Linked DNA regions of Homo sapiens: regions 2, 3 and 4 are each linked to region 1. A link is a contact called in ENCODE Hi-C or POLR2A ChIA-PET data. All regions are on one chromosome and are shown on one strand. Each heading gives the region's core, a stretch centred on a gene start or an enhancer-like site at or near the end of the contact. The rest is flanking DNA. Distances are from core to core; before and after follow the strand shown.

Region 1 (2,700 bases), core at 186-2,685:
TTGGGTTATCTCTGCAGTGTTTTGGATCCATCCGGAGAAGGCTGTGTTCCTCCTCCAGGCTGTGGTAGCCATTATCCTGGTCAGGGGTGGGTAAATCTTGCCCCTTGCTAGCCTGTTGAAGGAATTCCAGCCGTTTCATGCGAAGATGGTGAATTTCTGGTAGGCCTTCCGTAGAAAGAGGTGGACATCCCTGCCACGAGGCCGGAATGAGTTCTGCACTCAGCGGCTGGGGATGACAATGGTCCTCTCTCAGGCAGCTGCTCTCTGGGGTTAGTGTCTGGAAGCCGACTACCTCGCTATTTCCATCACTGTTCTGATAGCTGACTTCTAGCCTAGGAAAGCAGTCCAGGTAGGAAGGGTTCAGCAAATAGGATACCACACTGAAATTGTCTATGCGTTGAATGTTTAGAGGCCCAGAGGGCGAAGAGCCAAGTTCCCGGTTAGAGTACAGACGGGATTGAAGGCTACTGGGCAACAGCTCCACTCCCCACAGCTGCTGCTCTAAGAGAAAAGCCTGTGCTGCAGGGTCCAAAGCACTTCCCTTGGCCTTAAGCTCCAATTTTAGGTCTGGGGGCGAGTATTGCCAGTGGATCCCCTCCTCTAGCCAATCAAGGGGACTGGTGACCGAGGGGTCTGAGGAGTCGAGCTGCAGCGAACTCAAAGATTTCTGCGCTGTGGGGGCGGCTGGTTTCTCCCGTCCCTTCAGGGCTCTCAGGGCGCTGTAGACTCCAGCAAAATCTAGCCATCTGGTCGGAAACATTCCACCGAAAAGTTGGCTCCAAATTAGCACCTTCTGAAGCAATCCGGGGAGCGGCGCAAGGAGCTGGGAGAGCAGTTTCGTCCAGTAACTGACCCGAGTCTCGGGCTGGGCAGAGGAAAGCAGTGTGGGGTTCCCGGAGTTTTCCGGGCCAAGAGGCGTCGGGAACTTAGAAGAGCCTGCTTGCGATCGCCGAGGGAAAAAGGGTGGCCAGAACCGGAAGCCCGCCCGAGGGCCAAGCCGTTTCCGCGATCCGCCTGTCCCCGGCTCCATCTCCTTTTTCTTGACAGTCTCTCAGGTAGGGCCGCGGCGCTCAGCGGCTGGAGGTCGACGGGATTCGGAGGAAGCCTACAGAGTCTCGGCCTTGCCCAGCGGTGGCGTCGCTGCTCCAGGCCGATCTTCGAGCCAGCAGAAAAGCCACAGAGGGCAGCGAATGCGGCAGCGGGCGGCAGAACACAGGGAAGAACAGCCCGCGCAATAGGCGGCGACTGATGCGACTTCCATCCTGGCGGGGAAGGAGGTTCCCTAGTCGGCTCGACGCTTCAACACCATGGATAGGAGTCCCCCCACGGCCTCGGCGATGGTTTTCCGACTGACAGAGGGTTGAAAAGCCCCTGAGCAACGCGATACCGGAAGGACTGGGTAGGCCGGCTGGTGCGGTGGAAGCGAAGCCCAAAATGGCCGCAGGGCCCGCGCGCCGGCAGGACACCCCCCTAGACGCCGGAAGAGACGCAGGACTGTTGGGCGTCTACGTCCCTAGCGCCGCGCCGCCCAACGTCACTCGCAAAATCCCCGGGGGGCGGGCCTTTCCGCCCACTTCCGTGTGGCCGCCGATTGGTTTTGCCAGATTTCCCTGTCGGCTTCCTTACTCGAGGTAGAGCCGCACGGCAGCGTGAGGTTGCATCAGCCGGGGCGGGGGGGGGGGGGGGGGGGGGGGGGGGAATGCACGCATGCGCAGTCGTTTCTGTGTGGTCTCCTAGGAGACCGCCCCAACAGCCCTCTAGGTTAAAGGTCTTGGGGAGGGGAGGGGTTTTCAAAATAACCCGAGAATTTCCCGGAGGCGTTTTGATGGCCTAATACACACTGACGTGTGTACAGTCATCCCCTCTCATGAAATGGGGATTAGTTCCAGGACCCCGTAGACACCAGAATCCGCAGACGGTCAAGTCCCTTATGTAAAATGGTATAGTGTTTGCATATAACCTGCATACACCTTCCCAGATATTTAAACCATCCCCTAGATTAAGTATAATACCTAATACAATGCAAGTGCTATGGAACTAGTTGTTATACTGTATTTATTTGTATTATGTTTTATTATCTTTATTTTTCCCGAATATTTTCAATCCATGGAAGGTTGAATGCCCCGCGGGCCAACTGTAGGGTTATCGTAGTCTTAGATTTTTATTATTTATTTATTTGAGACAGGGTCTAGCTCTGTCGCCCAGGCTGGAGTGCAGTAGTGCGATCTCGGCTCACTGCAGCCTCAACCTCCTGGGCTCCAGTGAGCCTCCCACCTCAGCCTCCCGAGGAGCTGGGACTACAGGCTCGCACCACCACGCCCAGCTAAATTTTTTTTTTTTTTGAGACGGATTCCCACTCTGTCGCCAGGCTGGAGTGCAGTGGCGCAATCTCGGCTCACTGCAACCTCCGCCTCCCGGGTTCAAGCGATTCTCCTGCCCCAGCCTCCCTAGTAGCTGGTACTACAGGCGTGTGCCACCACGCCCAGTTAATTTTTTGTATTTTTAGTAGAGACAGGGTTTCACCATGTTGGCTAGGATGGTCTCGATCTCCTGACCTTGTGATCCGCCCGCCTCAGCCTCCCAAAGTGCTGGGATTACAGGCGTGAGCCACCGTGCTCGGCCAATTTTTGCATATTTTTATAGAGACAGGGTTTCGTCGTGTTGCCCAGGTTGGTTTCAAACTCAGCTCAAGTGATCTGC
Region 2 (2,918 bases), core at 305-2,804, 650 kb before region 1:
AGGATGAGGGGCACAGCCAAGGCCTGGAATCCTGGCACTCACCTGCAGTCTGAGGCAGGTAACTTGGGCAGCTGCCTCTGAGGTGGTGATTTCCCTGAGATGTGGGGGCAGGAGAGAATTGGACAACCAGAGGGAAGATTGGTCTAACTGCAGCAGATTGGGTAGATAAGATAAGTGAGGCCCTGAAATGATCACATGCAATGGAAAAGTTCTTTAAAAAAAAAAAAAATTTTTTTTTTTTAATTAGCAGTCATGGTTCTGAGGTTTGGTTCCATGTGCCCTTTCCGTGTACTGCCTTCCGAGGTCCTGATTCTCACAGTCCCTTATTGGTTCCAATGGCCCAGGACCCCAGTCCTTGCCACCAGCATGATGGATCTTGTGAGTAGTCCTAGTTCCTACTCAGACCTGATCCAAAGGAGAAGTGGGCAGAGACCCAGGTTCCAGCTCCAGCACCAGCTGCCTCTGAGCCATTTCTGCTTCCTACCAGGTGAAGCTCCTGGGAGGGAAGGGGCCCAGGACCTGGAATGATAAAGCTCCCTGGAAAGCCAGCCATGGCCAGTCTGCAGCCCCTGGGGACTCTGTGAGAGTCTGGATGCAGACAGGCCAGGGGCTGCCACCTCAGGAAAGCTGAGGACCTCAATGTCCACTGGGAAGAGATGGGAGGGAGGCATGGTTCTAGGAGGGTACTGCTGGTCTGCCCTTCCATTCATCTGGGAATCCATTTCCTTGTGGAAAGTGCAATCAGAGAGGTTCTTCACATCCTTACAACAGTCTTAGTGGCCCCTTCTCTTTGGACTCTCCCAAGATGCAAAGAGTGTTTCCGGAGATTAGTAGGCTCAAGAAGGGAGGGGAGTTAGCAATAAATTTTGAACAATCTTCAAACACTTTGGGTAGCTCTTAAGGATGAACTTGTTCAGCTTCTGAGACAGGTGTGTGACAAGTAAGACTGTGACTGATCTTCAGAAGAGCCCTGAGAACAGGAGATCACCAGCAGCCAGGAGCTGTGGAAGGTTGCCTTGGGGGAGCAGGGGTCCTGCTAACCCAGCATAACTTCTATTCTTAAGGTAGTACCCAGAGCAGAGGTTCCCAAAACATGAAACACAGATGAGCTCCATCAAAATCACCTGAAAGCTCCATCAAATTCACCTGGAAAGCATCGATAGCCAAAGCCTGCCCCCTCTGCAGCCTCCACCCACTGAATCAGAAGAGGGTCCCGGAGATCTGCATTTCACTCTAAAAGGCAACCTCCAGTGCTCCTTAGACTTGCTTAGAAAATACTGTAAATCTGAAGACTTATACAACTCTAAGTGTCTCAGAAACTCAGGGTGAAGAATCACAAGTTCTCTACTACCCTGCCCCATTTTTAATCACACTCATCACAGACCACAGAGCACCTGGCAAACCCAGGAACGGTGGGTTGAAGATATGTTTTCTTCTAGCAGATTAAGAGCTGAGCAGAGTTTCCTGTGCCCTGTGCTTCATTAGCACATTGGTGGTGTCGTTTCCGGTGACTGACTCTCTGTTTCCATTCTGGCAAAGTGGTTTGCTCTTTTCACTCTGCTTTGGGTGTTGAAGGAAGACGAGCTTCTCACGGAGCCTCTCTTGAGCCTCTTGGCAGTTTCCCCCTCTGTGCCCCTCACGTTTCCACCAGAAACGTGAAGGCAGAGGCCACAGATTCTCCCTGAGCCACCTCACTTGGAAGCACCATGTCCGGATGAGATCGCACTTCCTGCAGTGGGCATTAGCCACGTCCAGGTAGAACCAAACCTGTTGCTTTTGTATGTTGGGTCAACTTGGCCTGACGTTTCAGAGGTAGACACGAGATAGGGAGTTTGTTGCGGGGGTGGGGAGAAGTGGTAGACATGCTGGCTAACTGATTATGATTAAGAGAAACTTAGAAGCTGAAGCCAGAGAGCATCTCAAAGGTTCCTGATACAATGGATGGTGTCACTCCAACCCTTTCGACAATCAGAGGGAGGACCTTGGAGTCCAGCACTCTGCATGTGACTCCCCGCAGCCTGGACAGGTGAGTGACTCAGGGTGGTGAGCTCCACCCTGCCCTGATTTAGGCAGAAGGTCCTAGTCCACCCTTAGGAGCTTCTTACACAGCAGTGCTGCCACCTCTCAACACCCAGGCTCGGTCTACTAAACCACCAAACTCTAGGCTTGGAGGCATTTGCTCAGGGGTGCTAGGGGGAAAGGAAGGTATTGAGGAAAGAAAGAAAATATTGTGGTAGAGGAAAAACTGTGATAACACTGGCCCTTAAAGCTAGTTGCTTAGACTGGTTGGATTTCTCACCTCTCGGAGGCCCTGAACCCTATCATCAGTCTTTCCTAGGTGTCACCATGACAGAAACAAAAGGCTGAGTTTTCCAAGGATGTGTTTTGAGATCCAAAAACTTGTCATGAATAAAAAATGTAGTGATAGATGTAATAAAGATACGTCCTTAGGACGTAAAATCTTACAGAACTAATCATGGGTATGAATTACTGCTACTACTTTCAATCTCATACAAACAAAATTAAAAATCCATCCACAGTTGAAACTTTAAAAACATTGGCAGCTGACTGGGCGCGGTGGCTCACACCTGTAACCCCAGCACTTTGGGAGGCCGAGTGGGGCGGATCACCCCCACTCTTGAACCAGCCTGGCCAAGACCAGCCTGGCCAACATGGTGAAACCCCGTTTCTACTAAAAATACAAAAATTAGCCGGGAGTGGTAGCATGCTCCTGTAGTCCCAGCTACTCAGGAGGCTGAGGCAGGAGAATCACTTGAACCCGGGAAACAGAGGTTGCAGTGTCATGTCATTGTACTCCAGCCTGGGCAACAAAAGCGAAACTCTGTCTCAAAAAATAAAATAAAATTGCAGTCGTTTGGGGAAATAAATGTTATTATCATGGCAAACACATGTCACTT
Region 3 (2,700 bases), core at 169-2,668, 780 kb before region 1:
GGGAAGGGTGCTAGTTGGACACGGGGGAAACTGGACCCCGTTTCACAACCCTGTTTCTCCATGCACATGTGGCTCTGCTTCTTGGGGGCAGAGATGACAGCAAAGAAGGACAGGGGGTGGTGTGAGCTGTTGGGTTAGAATGATAGGATCAAAGAGGCCTTTTCCCAACCCTCTGTTTAAAAGGTTGGGAAGTAGTGGCCAGTCACCTTCTTCACAGCATAGCTCATAGCTATAACCTGTGAGACATATGTCAATGTGCCTTCCATAAGCATATAAACATGAGTGTGTTTGCTGAGGTAGGTGTGGGAATCTGTCAGTCAATGAAGATATGTTGTGTGAACCAGCTGATGGTGCATGTTTGTGCTTGAAAGCCATAAAGTTCTATGCAAAATCTATGGGTGGCACTGTTGCACAATGCTAGTGGGTGTGTGGGTATGGGGGTGTGATTAACTGTTTACAGGCTGTGTATAAGTGTGCATGGATGTCTGAGTGTGTGCAAATTAAAACGGAAATATGTGCCGGAGTATGATACAAAGTACAGGAAAGTACTCGGGCTTTGGAGTCTGTCTGACTTGGTCTTGAATCGTTGGCTCTGTCATTAGCCGGATGTATAACCTTGGGCCAGACACTCAATCTTCAATTCCCTCAACTAGGAAATGAGGTTAATAATAAGTACCTTTCAAGATTAAATGAGGACTAGAAACGATACCATATAGACAAAGCTTTTGGTGTCATAGCCCACGCATAGCAGGACTCAAAAGTAAGCAGCTATTTTCATGCACTGTCAGTATACCTCTGGTGGGTACAGGGACAAGAGGGAACAAAATGTGACCTGTATATAAGGTGTAGGGGAGGACGGGTGTGTGTGTGTGTGTGTGTGTGTGTGTGTGTGTGTGTGTGTGTGTGTTTACAAAACAATTTATTCTCCTTCTCCAAGGAACCCCCTATTCAGACAGGAGCAGGAAGGTAGGAGGGGACATACAAGTGTCCACAGACACCTCGGGTTTCTGGGTCCTGGATCTAAGTGAGTAAGGGGTTGAGAGGCCCGTAGGAGCTGCAGGAAGCCAGCCGCCTGCCCAAGCTTCCTTTTTTTTCCCCTCCGCCCAGCAACCGTTGAATACCGCCACCCACATCCACTCCCCACCTCCACCCTCACCCCTCCTCCACCCCTACTCAGCTTTCTATTCAACAAGTGAGAGCAAGGGCGGGGAAGAAAGCCGACAGGGGAGAGGATTGCTTCCCTTTCTTTTCCCATTCCCCCTTAAGACGAACCAGGAAGTAACCGCAAGAATCGGGCCACCTTAACAGTAGAGTAATGGTTTGGCCTCGCGCCAAGTCCCACCTCTGTTCCAGCTCCTGCTCCTCCCCTCTCTCTTCCCGCACTGCTTGGGGAGAGCTGGTGAGCAAGAGTCTGGCCCGAGTTAGCTAGAGCTGTTGCCATGACAAGCATTTTCTTAAGAAAGCTCTGCTGTTGAGATCGTCCAAAGCTGGGGGCTGGGAGGGGGGGCACGAACTTCGTGGGGCACCATCCCTCCGAAGAGAGCAAGATCAGAGACACCCGCCCAGCTCTCCTGCACCCTTTTTCTTTCAGGAACCTGAGAGGTCCTTCCCATTGGAGGGGCAGGGGGAGGAGACCCAGCCCACTCCCCGGCCTTAGCCAGAAAGGCAAGAGAGCAAAGCCAGCGTCTCTAGCTTGGTTGCCACACTGGGGAGACTGGTGGGTGGTCACCCCACCCTACCCTCATCCATGGAAACCCGGAGGGAGAGTCCCGCCTGAAGAAACCTGGATCTTTGCTAGAAAGAGAGGTAGGCTTGCAGAGAATGAATTGACTTGTGATTTGCAAACTTTGTTTCTTTCTTTTCTCTCAATGGCTTCTAAAACTCCCCGATTTTCCTCTTTCTAGAATATTTCATGCGACTGGGTTTGGAGGATTTTTTTTAAAATATGTGTGTGTGCACAGATTTGTCAAATACTGTTTTACCTATTATCAGTTCTGAGAAACCATATAGTCGAACAAGTGATTTATCTCTCTTTTCCTAGTTCTTGTCATTCCTGGGCTATGGGGTAGGGTAATGGAGGGTTCTCTTTTTGACACCAAAATTGAGCTCTTGGAAAAAATATTTATCTCCCCTCCCTCAACCCATTCCGTTCCTGCCCTCCCCTTCCCCCCTTGGCTTGGGAATGAGACGCAGGATGGAAAACTGTTGCAAAAATATTTTCCGTGTCTGTTCCCTTTCTCGAAAGCCCAAAAGAGAGATGGAAAAAAAAAAAAAAAAGGAACCAAAGAAATCTTCAGCAGAAAGAGGGGCTGCAGCGGGAACTAGGAGAGGGGCACTTTGGGGCCATGGGGTGGAGGTGGGCTGGGAGAAGTTGGCAGGAGTGGGGAAGGAGAGTGCACGAATTAAATTTCTTTAGCTTTGCAGAGAAACCTCAGCAGTTTCTCTGTGCTGCTTGCAAAACATCCTCAGACTTTCACATGTATAATTAGCTGTGGAAAAAGCTGGGAGTTACCTCGTACCGCTGTTGTTTGAGTGTGTGTGAGCGTCCAGAACCAACTGTATGAGTGTCTCCGAGGGCACCGCCCCACACATCTCTGGTCCCAAAGGGGAGGAAGGAGAAGGGTGAATTGAAAAGTTTCCGATGTCGAGGCTGGACACTGTGGGGCTGGTGAGTGTTTGGCAGATGGGGTGGGCCACAGG
Region 4 (2,700 bases), core at 169-2,668, 880 kb after region 1:
CTGCAGACACCTCACTGGCCAGGAGCATACAAGCAGGAGTATACAATGTGGCCGGGGGTGCATAGGAGTCAGGATACAGAGCCATGTTCTGTGTGTATGATGTTCACATACAGGAGCCAGACTTGACCATGGGAGACCAGTTTTTAAGTTTCCAAGGAATTCTTGCTCCCTAAACATGTACTTGACCCAGAAAACTCTTCAGCCTTCAAGGCCCAACTCCCTCCACGAAGAATCTGTCCAGTGTCTGATGACTAAAGGCCCTGGATTCAGATCCAGCTTAGGCACCGCCTGGTCATTATCTGACTTCTCTACAGACTGTGCCTCTAGTAGGCTGGAGCCCTGGACTCAACTCAATATTTCACCCCTGCCCCTAGCAATAGGGGGTCAATGGACATTTGTTCAATAAGCTCTAGACACCAGAAAGGGTGAACTGTCTCTTGGCTTCAGTTGTTCTGTGACTTCAGGCTAAATCCAAAACCTCTGCGGTCAAAGAAGGCCATTGCCACCCCTCCCCACCCTGTTCCCTCTTAGGTGGAAGGCAATTGTGGCCCTTAGAAACCCTCTGAAGAAGCATCTAACAGCTTTTCTCAGGCCGAAATGGGAGAGGGTGAAGGTTTAGGAAAGAAAACGGTCATTCTTATGTCTTTCCCCAAACCAGATGATTTCCCTTTGTTCCAAACAGTTGGCAAAGACGTCTGGGCAGAGAAAGGGTCCTGACTTGATGCACTGCTCTGCAGGCAGCTGGGTGACTCCGGCCTCTGTTGGTTTGCAGCCTGGGCCAGGGCTGGGGAGTTGCTGAGGGGTGGGCTCAGGCTCACAGTAGGTAGGCTGCTGCTTGGGCTTTCAACTATTACCTCTGATCACAATGAATTCATGAATTTATATTAGTTTGATGCATATCTCTTCCACTGGACTTCCAACCTCTGGAGCGCAGGAACCACACTGTATTTAATTCTGGAGCCTCAGGGCCTGGCACAATGTCAAGCACACAGTAAGTGCTCAGTAAGTGCTAGAGACAAAAACGCACTGCAGCCTCCCTGCCAGCCTGATTTCTGGAGCATCCCTGACTCTCTTAATGGAAAGAGCTTCTCAGAGCTTCCCAAGCTGACTAGAGGAGGGACTGTCATGGTCATGGGCCCTGCTTCCCTCTTATAGTTCTCTTAGCTGGAAGGCAGGATCCTTCTCCTCTGAGCTGCTTCTGAGGCCACTTATTTGTTTATTTCCAAACCCAAAAATGCTTCTTAGGTTTTGCTGCCACCTGACTTGAAGCTCTGACCACCCCAGTGCTACTTCTGCTCTGCCCCATCCAGACATCAAGCGAGATTCATTCCCCCAGCCTCAGACAAACCACACCCCTATCACAACCGTAACTATTCTTAGCAGAGCAGGAAGGGGGGCGCTGCCGAATGACCTCGCTGCCTATAGAGACTTCACCTCCACCCACCCTTCACTCACCCGGTGTCACTTCCCCCTTTTAATAACAACAACACTGACACCAAGTTTCACTTCCACCACTTCCTGTGGGTTTTGTTCATCCTCAGCTGCTGAGGTTTCTAGAGGGTGGGTGAGTCTCTGGCCCAGCTGCAGGAAGGTCCCTCTGACTATAAACTCTACCCCTAAGCATTTAGAGGCTTGCCCTTCAGTCCTCAGACACATTCACCTTTCTTTTTTTTTGCTTTTTTTTTTTGTTTTTTTTTTTGAGGTAGAGTCTCACTCTGCTGCCCAGGCTGGAGTGCAGTGCAGTGGCACGATCTTGGCTCGCTGCAACCTCTGCCTCCCAGCTTCAAGTGATTCTCCTGTCTCAGCTTCCTGAGTAGCTGGGATTACAGGCATGTGCCACCATACCTGGCTAATTTTTGTATTTTTAGTAGAGGCAGTATTTCTCCATGTTGGCCAGGCTGGTCTTGAACTCCTGACCTCAGCCTCCCAAAGTGCTGGGATTATAGGTGTGAGCCACCGCACCTGGCCACATTCTCCTTTTTTTTCTTTTTTTTTTTTTTCCAGACAGAGTTTTGCTCTTGTTGCCCACGCTGGAGTGCAATGGTGTGATCTCAGCTCACCGCAACCTCCGCCCTCTGGGTTCAAGCGATTCTCCTACCTCAGCCTCCCAAGTAGCTGGGATTACAGGCATACACCACGACACCCGGCTAATTTTGTATTTTTAGTAGAGACGGGGTTTCTCCATGTTGGTCAGGCTGGTCTTGAACTCCTGACCTCAGGTGATCCGCCTGCCTTGGCCTCCCAAAGTGCTGGGATTACAGGCATGAGCCACCACACTTGGCCCACATTCTCCTTTTTTAAAGCTGTCCAGAATAGGGGATTCTCCATCCTTCCCTGGGTCAGAATCCCAATATCTGATCCAAGTTCATCCTGTTGACTAACCCAAATCTCTCCTGCTATTAGGGTTGCCATATTTTGCAAGTAAAAATACAGAACACAGAACACCCATTTAAATTTGAATTTCAGATAAACAATGAATAGAAGGCCAGGGGCAGTGGCTTATGCCTGTAATCCCAGCACTTTGGGAGGCTGAGGTGGGCGGATCATGAGGTCAGGAGTTCGAGACCAGCCTGATCAACATGGTGAAACCCTATCTCTACTAAAAATACAAAAATTAGCCGCGTGTGGTGGCGTGCGCCTGTAATCCCAGCTACTCAGTAGGCTGAGGCAGGAGAATTGCTTGAACCCAGGAGACGGAGG

What was found. Hi-C counts contacts between places; a loop is a spot of excess contacts on that map. ChIA-PET counts read pairs that join two places held with the same protein, here RNA polymerase II (POLR2A). Pooled maps may share reads with other maps.
Region 2: a loop to region 1 is called in a map of naive thymus-derived CD4-positive, alpha-beta T cell, with 24 times the contacts of the local background. The contact joins the promoter of LAX1 here to the promoter of PPP1R15B in region 1. A Hi-C loop is called at or near these places in 2 of 168 maps with a recorded cell type or tissue (CD4-positive, alpha-beta T cell and naive thymus-derived CD4-positive, alpha-beta T cell) and 8 of 50 pooled maps. POLR2A ChIA-PET finds 5 or more read pairs at or near these places in 2 of 52 experiments (activated CD8-positive, alpha-beta T cell and activated T-cell).
Region 3: a loop to region 1 is called in a map of naive thymus-derived CD4-positive, alpha-beta T cell, with 4 times the contacts of the local background. The contact joins the promoter of ATP2B4 here to the promoter of PPP1R15B in region 1. A Hi-C loop is called at or near these places in 1 of 168 maps with a recorded cell type or tissue (naive thymus-derived CD4-positive, alpha-beta T cell) and 8 of 50 pooled maps. POLR2A ChIA-PET finds 5 or more read pairs at or near these places in 1 of 52 experiments (endothelial cell of umbilical vein).
Region 4: a map of naive thymus-derived CD4-positive, alpha-beta T cell shows a loop between it and region 1 (4-fold over the local background). The contact joins the enhancer-like site here to the promoter of PPP1R15B in region 1. A Hi-C loop is called at or near these places in 1 of 168 maps with a recorded cell type or tissue (naive thymus-derived CD4-positive, alpha-beta T cell), 1 of 37 single-sample maps with no recorded cell type and 10 of 50 pooled maps. POLR2A ChIA-PET finds 5 or more read pairs at or near these places in 2 of 52 experiments (Caco-2 and activated T-cell).

Annotation. Positions count from the first base shown.
Region 1 is chr1:204,410,382-204,413,081 of GRCh38, forward strand. PPP1R15B (protein phosphatase 1 regulatory subunit 15B) reads right to left here and starts at 1,436. Exons shown (of 2, transcript NM_032833.5): 1 at 1-1,436. The coding sequence starts at 1,030. RefSeq lists enhancers at 413-1,247, 554-703, 964-1,663, 1,674-1,723 and a silencer at 1,182-1,628.
Region 2 is chr1:203,763,629-203,766,546 of GRCh38, forward strand. LAX1 (lymphocyte transmembrane adaptor 1) reads left to right here and starts at 1,555. Exons shown (of 5, transcript NM_017773.4): 1 at 1,555-2,026. The coding sequence starts at 1,938. RefSeq lists an enhancer at 1,438-1,797.
Region 3 is chr1:203,625,414-203,628,113 of GRCh38, forward strand. ATP2B4 (ATPase plasma membrane Ca2+ transporting 4) reads left to right here and starts at 1,419. Exons shown (of 21, transcript NM_001684.5): 1 at 1,419-1,806. RefSeq lists enhancers at 413-1,287, 1,288-2,160.
Region 4 is chr1:205,286,938-205,289,637 of GRCh38, forward strand. No RefSeq gene overlaps it. Among named protein-coding and RNA genes, the nearest start is that of NUAK2, 33 kb to the right of the region's middle. Within about 2 kb of position 1,419, at least 13 of the 41 ENCODE cell types and tissues checked have a DNase peak (open chromatin) inside an H3K27ac peak, as active enhancers do.